Regions from separate parts of the Homo sapiens genome. Here region 1 is linked to region 2. Evidence: read pairs that join two places in POLR2A ChIA-PET (ENCODE). Cell type or tissue: PC-3. All regions are shown on one strand. Links, peaks and the distances in the headings refer to the core of each region. The heading gives the core; the rest is flanking DNA. Region 1 has its middle 7.4 kb from the start of FAM50B. Region 2 overlaps PRP4K (pre-mRNA processing factor kinase PRP4K).

Evidence for each region. ChIA-PET counts read pairs that join two places held together with the same protein. Peaks named below come from ENCODE experiments on the same cell type or tissue, not always from the same donor. Only the 100,000 strongest peaks of a DNase experiment are listed, where the experiment ranks them.
Region 1: POLR2A ChIA-PET joins it to region 2 with 7 read pairs; 2 of 35 experiments call an interaction of 5 or more read pairs at or near these places.

Annotation. Positions count from the first base shown.
Region 1 is chr6:3,854,595-3,858,994 of GRCh38, forward strand. No RefSeq gene overlaps it. Among named protein-coding and RNA genes, the nearest start is that of FAM50B, 7.4 kb to the left of the region's middle. In PC-3, for the core only: no CTCF peak of the experiment used is centred there; no DNase peak of the experiment used is centred there.
Region 2 is chr6:4,057,189-4,061,548 of GRCh38, forward strand. PRP4K (pre-mRNA processing factor kinase PRP4K) reads left to right here. Exons shown (of 15, transcript NM_003913.5): 14 at 1,540-1,626; 15 at 3,225-4,360. The coding sequence ends at 3,428. Among named protein-coding and RNA genes, the nearest start is that of FAM217A, 20 kb to the right of the region's middle. RefSeq lists an enhancer at 2,007-2,301. In PC-3, for the core only: no CTCF peak of the experiment used is centred there; DNase peaks (open chromatin) are centred at 2,133 and 2,863; H3K4me3 peaks cover 1,241 bases; H3K27ac peaks cover 3,177 bases.

The sequences.
Region 1 (4,400 bases), core at 194-4,193, 200 kb before region 2:
GCATGCATGTCACTCAGGTCTCTGCTGAAAGCAAGGAGAAATAACCAACACACAACAACCTTCTGAAATTTTTCTAAGAATTCCCTATCATTGCAGCCATGGTGGGTACCTGGCCTGCCTTGCATGCACAGCAAGAGACAGGGTGACCAAATGTGCCTGGGACAAGCCAGCAGCCTCTGTCACAGATGGACCCCAGGGGGGGAAGGGGTCAAGTGCAGCCTCAGACTCCCAGGTGTGCCAGATTACTTGACGTGCCATATTTCACCAGTCATCAGCGCAACCCCCTGAGATTGTTGGCACCATTTGTCTGATGAAGAAATTGAATCTCAGTGGGCCTAAGTCACTGAAACGGGGTCACACAATGTTAGGAGTGGGAACTTGTTGTATAAAAATAACTATATTTGGTCTTTGTCCCAGGTTCCTGGTACAGAGCTCCTAAACCCCTTGGAATTTTCCTGAGTGATAGGAGTATCTTTGATATTCATAACAAACCCCTTCCAATGACATCTGTGTTTACTCTAATGAGGTGACCTCGGGTGGGGCCCCTAGTTAGCTTCAGAATGGGGATGCTCACCAGAAGAACAGTGACTAGAGGACTGGAACTTTCAGCCCCACCCACCAACCTCCAAGACAGTTACCTTTGGGGAACTGGAGGAGAGAGTGGGAGTCTGGAGGTTACACTCTGCAAAAACTCTTTTTTTTTTTTTTTTGAGACAGTGTCTCACTCTGTCGCCCAGGTTGGAGTGCAGTGGCGCGATGGGGGCTCACTACAAGCTCCATCTCCCGGGTTCATGCCATTCTCCTGCCTCAGCCTCCTGAGTAGCTGGGACTATGGGAGCCCGCCACCACGCCCAGCTAATTTTTTGTATTTTTAGTAGACACAGGGTTTCACCGTGTGAGCCAGGATGGTCTCAATCTCCTGACCTCGTGATCCACCCGCCTCGGCCTCCCAAAGCGCTAGGATTACAGGTGTGAGCCACTGCGCCCAGCACACTCTTCAAAAACTCTTGAACAAGATATGATGAGCTTCTGCGTAGCGAATGCATCTTTGTGCAGGGAGGGTGGTGTACCTTAACTCCACAAAGGATCAAAGCTTCTACACTCAGGACCCTTCTGGACCTTGCCCTATGCACCTCTTCATCTATATCCTTTGTAATATTCATTAAAATAAACCAGGAAATGTAAGTTGTTTCCCTGAGTTCTGAGAGCTGCTCTAGAAAGTAGGGTCATGGAAACTCCCAATTTATAGCCAGTTGATCAGAAGTACAGGAGGCTCAGACACAATTGGTGTATGAAGCAGGTGCAGTCTTGCGAGACCGGGCCCTTAATTTGTGGGATTGAAGCCATCCTCATGGAGTTAACAGGAATTTTTTTTTTGGAGGACCTCCACACTACCCTAATGGCTGCAGGGGTCATGGAGCCCCCAGGAGGATTTTCAGCAAGGAGGAGGTCAGTTATCGACAGGGGGCCCCAACGCCAGCACCAGGCAACATTGAGCAGGGAATAGTGCTGGTGAGGCATATCATTGGGCAAAAGGGTACTTTTGGTACAGATTTGAAAAGCTATTTCTACCTTGAGTAGTTTCCAAATAAAATGGAAAAACCTGGACAAATAATGCCTGGCACCATTAGCATCTGGTGTGAGCTGACAGCTGAATGAACCAGAGAGTCCCAGGATGTCAGAGCACAAGAGGCCCTGAGAGCCATCCCCAGAGTTCCCAAATGCTGCTCTGTAGCATTTTCAAAGGTCTCTAGAGAAATGAGAACAAGAAGAATGATGAGATAAGTTTTTATAAAACTAAGGGTTTTTTTCCCATTTAAGGTTATAAAATTTATGTTGTGTTTTCTCATTTTTATGTATTTTTATTTGGTACTAAAGTTTTCTTATAATGAAATTATAGTTATTTTAGATGCTAAGCGTTTTTTCTTTAATAATTTTATTTGGCCATAGTAAAAAATGATCACCCCTGGAAGTTCCTGTTATCACTGGCATCTCAACATCTGGAAATCCCTGAATGAGTCCAGCTTTTTAATTTAACAGAATAGAAGTGAGGCCCCTGGCAGGGAAGTGTCTTGCCCAAGGTCACAAAGCTGGTTAGCAAATAAGGGCATTGGACCTGAGAACTTGATGCCCACGCTCCCTCCTGCCCTCCTCCTCTTCTCAGGGCACTGCACTGGAACACTGGGTGTTCCTCACGTGATTGGGTGAGACCCATGAAATGCATGAGGAGAATAAAAGTCTCGTGTTGACATCAGCGACCAAGGGAGCCCATCACCTGCAGTCCTGAGGCCGCACCTGTTAAGGGGTCCTACGCTGGTCTCCTAATGCCTGCATTCACTATTGGGTACTGCTGTGTTCCCTCCCTTTGCCAACTAGAAAGTCTTTGTTTTCAGCTGCTTTTGCTTTTGCGGGATGGACAAGACAATCCTTATGCAATGAAGGCAAAATAACGTTGGCTTGAAGACTGCCCACTCTGAACATCTTCCTATATTGTTATTGTGGAAAAACCCCACATAGAGATGAGCTCTCAGGAACATCACAAAATCTCCCATGTTCTCAAAAAACCACAATTAATTAAGCTACTTCAGAAAATACTGATAGACTGACAGACCCCTAACTAGCCTGACACAAGCAGGTGCCACTATATTGATCTGGGGGGCTTGGGGATCAGGATCTTATTTGTATTTTTCCTGATTCCTCAGAATGAGAGACAGGGGTTTTATGTTCTTAGCTGGAGGATTGCGGCAGGGAAAAGCATTTCCTACAGACTCATGTATTTTTGCCAAGTAAATGTCGTAGTAAATAATATTACAAAGAAAAAGAAAAATTAGATTTTTCTCATACCTAACTCATGCTGGAAATTTATTTTTCTAGAATTTATTGCCTTCAAACCAATAAGTGAGACTTTTTGAGAAACAATATGTGTATATGTATATGAACATGATTATATATGTATGTGTGTACGTATATGAATGTGTATATGAATATGAATGTGCATATGAATATATATAAATATGTGCATGTATATATGTATGTATACACACACACACACATTTCAATCTCCAGGAGAAACTTGAACGGCTCCAGGGATCACCATGGAGATCACCAGGGATCTCCAGGAGAAACTTCACAGGCTTCGAGGATCACCATAGAACTGAATGTATTTAGTTAGGGCAGTGTTACAAAGTGGTTATGACTGATGAGCTGGAGAGACTGAAGTCACTAAGAAAGCAGCAGGATTTAACCCCACTTGTGGGAACCAGCCTCCAAGAGGGCCCGCGGTGATTCTTTGTTGGTTTCGTGCCCTCTGTAATCACTAGGACTTGGATGGGATGACAGCGTGTAACATATGATACAAGGTCATGAAAGGCATTGTACCTTCCATGTGCCACCTTGCCCTCTTCGATCACGCATTCTGGAGCAAGCCAGCTTCCCTGTCATGAGAACACTCAGGCAGTCTCATGGAAAGGGCCACCTGGCAAGGAACAAGGAACAAAGGCTACGTGCTACCAGCCAAACAAAACTGGGCACCGGTCCTGGAATCAGATCCTCCAGCCCCATCAAGCTTTCAGATGACTGCAGCCCCAGCCGGCAACTCAACTCGTCTCATGAGCGATCCCATCTGTATATAATTAATATATAGGTATTAACTGAGACATATTTCACATGCCAGAGAACACATCCAAAGTACATAGTTCAATGGTTGTTAGTATATTCACAAAGTTGTGCAGACATTACCACAATCTAATTTTGGAACATTTTTATCACTACAAAAACAAACCCTCTACCCATCAGCAGATATTCCCCATTCTCACTCTCCTCCCCACCTCTAGGAAACCAGTAATTATTTTGTTTCTGTAGATTTGCTTATTCTCACCATTTCACATTAATGGAATCATTTACTATGTGGCCTTTAATTTCTGGTTTCTGTCACTTAACATGACATTTTCATGTTTACCCATATGGTAGCATGTATCAGGGTTTCATTCCCTTTCATGGCCAGATAACATTCTAGTAGATACAACACATTTTGTTTATCTGTCGTTCACTAGTTATAGGACATTTGGGTTGCTTCCAATTTTTGGCTTTTATGAATAATGCCACTAATGAAGATTTGTGTACAAGTTTTTGTACACAAATATTTCATTTCTCTTGGGTATATCCCTAGGAGTGGAATTGCTGGGTCATATGGTAACTCTATGTGTAACCTTTTGAGGAATTGCAAGTGTGTTTTCCAAAGCAGCTGCTCTATTTTACATTTCTAGTATTATCGTTTGAGGGTTTCAAATTCTCGGCGTCCTCACCAGTAGTGTATGAGGCTTTCAAATTCTCTGCTTCCTGAATTCTACTAATTCACCAACACAAATTATTATTATCCATCTTTTTTATTATAGCCATCC
Region 2 (4,360 bases), core at 1-4,000:
TAAGACATTAGCATGAGCTTCTTTAAGGTCTTAGTTTCTTATTAACTGACAAGACTGCTGACACTTGCTCACCACTAGTGAGCTATAAAACAAAAATTTCAGAAAGGTGGGTAGATGGCTATCATGATTTCTTAGGGTCTTTCCCTTTTCTGGTGTTTTAAATTAGTGGTTCTAATCAGCCAAGCGCTAAGGATAAGAGAACTTGTTCAATGATGGACAGAGAGCAGCAATATTTTGGGGATACACCCTTATGGGTAAAAGTTTCAAAATGTTTGGAAGACAGAATGGAAAAAGATGTAAGTTGAATTAGGTAAAATACAAGAACATGCTTAGTGGTCAGAGAATGAATAGGTGAATATTAGATATTGTAAGAGGAACTTGATGTTAATTAATTTATTAAAGATTGGAGGTTATTTGAGAAAGTAAGGTACCTTTCTTGGTACCTTTTCTTATTTAATATCTTTCTAACTCACCGCTGATACTTCAGCTATAATGCTAGTTTCTGTTTAACATGAAGCAAGAATGTAAGCATTTATTAAAGTATCTGAGGGCCATAACTTAGCTTTTTTTTTTTTTTTTTTTTTGAGACGGAGTCTTGCTTTGTCGCCCAGGCTGCAGTGCAGTGGCGCGATCTCAGCTTACTGCAAGCTCTGCCTCCCGGGTTCATGCCATTCTCCTGCCTCAGCCTCCCGAGTAGCTATAGGCATGAGCCACCGCACCCGGCTGTAACTTAGCTTTTTAAGATTTCAGCCTATTTGCTGAATTTCTAAAGATTTACACATTTTTCGTAAAGGTCAGAAAACTGTATGGTTTTCAGTTGTGTTTTGTTGTTGTTGTTGTTTTGAGACTGGATCTTGCTCTGTGTCCCAGACTGGAGTACAGTTATAGCTCACTGCAGCCTTGAACCGAACCCCTGGGCTCAAGCAGTTCTCCTGCCTCAGTCTCCAATGTAGCTGGGACTACAGGCATGTGCCACCACAACCAGTTAATTTATTTAATAATTTTTTTGTAGAGATGGAGTTTCACTATGTTGACCAGGCTGATTTGTACATATTGTCCAAATTCTATTAGGTTGGACTTTTTTTAGAATAAGTTACATAAAAATGAGCTATGTTGGTATTAGTTTTAATGAAGTCTGACCTGTATCAGGGCTGTTGGAACATAATTAGTAAAGTGGCATTAGGTTCCCTAACTGCCAAGGAGAAAAAACCTGAGTTTTGTGATATTTTTAGGAAGAAATAATTTAAAGTCTTTGTTGACTCTCCAATTTTAAATAGTGAAAGGACAATTTGATGTTATAATTGTTTTAAGTCACTGCCTGGACAAATATAATTTCATGTTATTAAGTAGTTTTAGGTACAGCATTGGTATTTGCTTTTGCAAAGATGTTAATGAATTCCTGGGATCAAGGGAATCTGAGATCAAACAAACCTACAGAGACTAAATAACATACTTATTTGACTTATTGTATATTAATTAAATTGTTAGTAGGCCTGTTTCATAATAGTTCAAAACCCAAGTTTTTGTTTTGTTTTGTAGATGATTCGAAAAGGTGTGTTCAAAGATCAGCATTTTGATCAAAATCTCAACTTCATGTACATAGAAGTTGATAAAGTAACAGAGAGGGTAAGTGTTTTAAATGCAGCATGCAATAGTTATTTTATTGTTAACTGAGTACTAAATCATACGAGCTGGTGAATTAAAAAAAAAACAAAAACCCAAAAGTAAGTATTTCCTTTTTGCTGTCGACCAATTCCTAAATAAAACACATCAGACCATGGAAAAGATGGAGGGATTTTAAAATGTTTTTCTAGCATAATTAATTTATTTTTATTATAGGTCATATTTAGGCCCTCGTCACATCTTCTTTGGATTACTTTCTTGGTCTGGCTTCCCATCCAGCTTTCTTATTGCTGCTAGAGTGATGTTTCTGAAAACATATCTGGTCATGTTCCTATCCCTGCTTAAAAACCTTTGTTGGCTCCCTGTTACCTATGAAATAATATTTAAGTTCCTCAGAATGACAAATCCAACTGCTTTCTTCAGTTTTCAGACCTCTCTTCAGTACATTCAGAACCCCCACCTTTCCACATTTGGCCAGAAGGCGTGCTGGTTCAGACCTTTGTGCCTTTGCTAACAGACCTCCCTGAGCTTAGTCATTTCCTGTGCTGCCTCACCCCCAACCCCCTAAAAAATGTATCATCTTCAAGCCTCAGCTGAAATACACATTCTGTATGAGCCTTTTGAAAACTCCCAGATTGAAGTAATGATTTCCTTATTTTTGTCCCATTATTATAGCATATGTCCCTGTCTTTGTCAGAGCACTTAATAATACTTCAGGGTATTAACTTATTCACATGTCTGTCACTTACCACTTCAAGGTAGGGAAAGTACAGTGCAAACAGCTCATGCTTATCTTATTGTAAATTTTCATTGCTAACTTGGAGTTGACTTTTTTTTTCTTTTTTGAGACTGAGTCTCGCTCTGTCACCTGTCACCCAGGGTGAAGTGCAATGGCACGATCTTGGCTCACAGCAACCTCTGCCTCCCAGGTTCAAGCAATTCTCATGCCTCAGCCTCCCGAGTAGCTGGGATTACAATTGTGTGCCACCACGCCTGGATAATTTTTGTATTTTTAGTAGAGATGGGTTTTGCAGTGTTGCCCAGGCTGGTCTCGAATTCCTGAGCTCAAGTGATCCACCTACCTTGGGCTTCCAAAGTGCTGGGATTACAGGTGTGAGCCACCGCGCCCAGCCCAGAGTTGGCATCAACTTTTTCATTTAAGTTTTTTGGTTACCTTTTAAAAAGATGTACAGCATAGAGGAAACCACAGCAAAGTTTTAAATGAATAGATGATGATGATACAGTCATGCGTCACATAACCACAGCATACACTCACACACATCTAGGGTAAGTAGTATGGCCTTTTGCTTCTAGGCCTGAACTGTAAGTTGGTGGACTGAATACTGTAGGCACTTTTGCAAGTGGTAAGTGTATGTATGTATCTAAACATAGAAAAGGGAGAGCAAAAATACGGTATTCCAATCTTAAGGGACCACTGTCATATATGCAGTCTGTCATTGCCCAAAATGTGCACTGTGTGTATATATTTTGTATGTATATGCATGTTTTTAATATTTTTGATAGACCCCAAAACAATCTGATTTAAGTTGTATATGCTTAGTAACTTATTTAGAGATACGCATTTTAAAAATTATTTTTAGGAGAAAGTTACTGTTATGAGCACCATTAATCCAACTAAGGACCTGTTGGCTGACTTGATTGGGTGCCAGAGACTTCCTGAAGACCAACGTAAGAAAGTACACCAGCTAAAGGACTTGTTGGACCAGATTCTGATGTTGGACCCAGCTAAACGAATTAGCATCAACCAGGCCCTACAGCACGCCTTCATCCAGGAAAAAATTTAAACAAGATGAAGAAACTCCAAGGGTTTGAGTAAATACAAAGACTGAAGAAATTTCACAGCAGTTTATTAATGTATATAAACTTATAAATATTTCTCCAGCAAATTTGAGGAAGCATGATATATTTGAATTAACACCAAGGGTGATATTTCTTTTAGAGATGTTAGTTAATCTGTTTTGTGTCTTACGTGAAATTTCACTGTAGACTGTTTTAAATTGCCAAGACTGCACAAAATTACAGTGCTAATGTATATGGTTGCAGTTCACATAAAGACAAAAGCATCTGTTATGAAATGAGTAGTAATATTGGGTGGTTGATTTGTTCTTAGCAGACTTGGCTTCATTTTGGTCTTGAGATAAAATGGCCAGCATAAATGCTGTTTATATTCACGTTTTCCTAGGTGTGTGTGTGCAGGCCACAGCAGCATGCCCTTGGTGTAGTCAGTGCCGAAAGGGGTCTGTTCCTTCTTGAGCCTGCCTGCAGGGATGGTCTCCTTTTAAAGCAGGTTGTGTGCAGCATTCAGTACACTGAAGGTAAGCTAAACCATCAACATCTCTGGTGTTTTAAGATGTTATTTTATTGGAACAACTGACAAATGAGGGATGTTAGCTTTGTGGCAGAATTCCCTGCATGTGTGATAACTGATCTTGTTTTATTTTTTGGCATTGCAACTGTGGCATAGTTACAATTTCTGTTTGTTCATCACATTTAAAATTGGAAGAGAACGCGCTTGATGGATAGAGCGCCTTCAGTGTACTGTTTCTTATTAACTTTACTTTTTTTAAATCAACTTGCTATAGACTTTATATACATTTTGTTAAATATAGTTCCTAGTGACATAGAAACGATGCGTAGTTTTCATTTACTAATTACAAATGTTGAGGCCTAATTCTGAAAGTCCTCATATTTAAAGGCTAGACAACGTAATGAAATT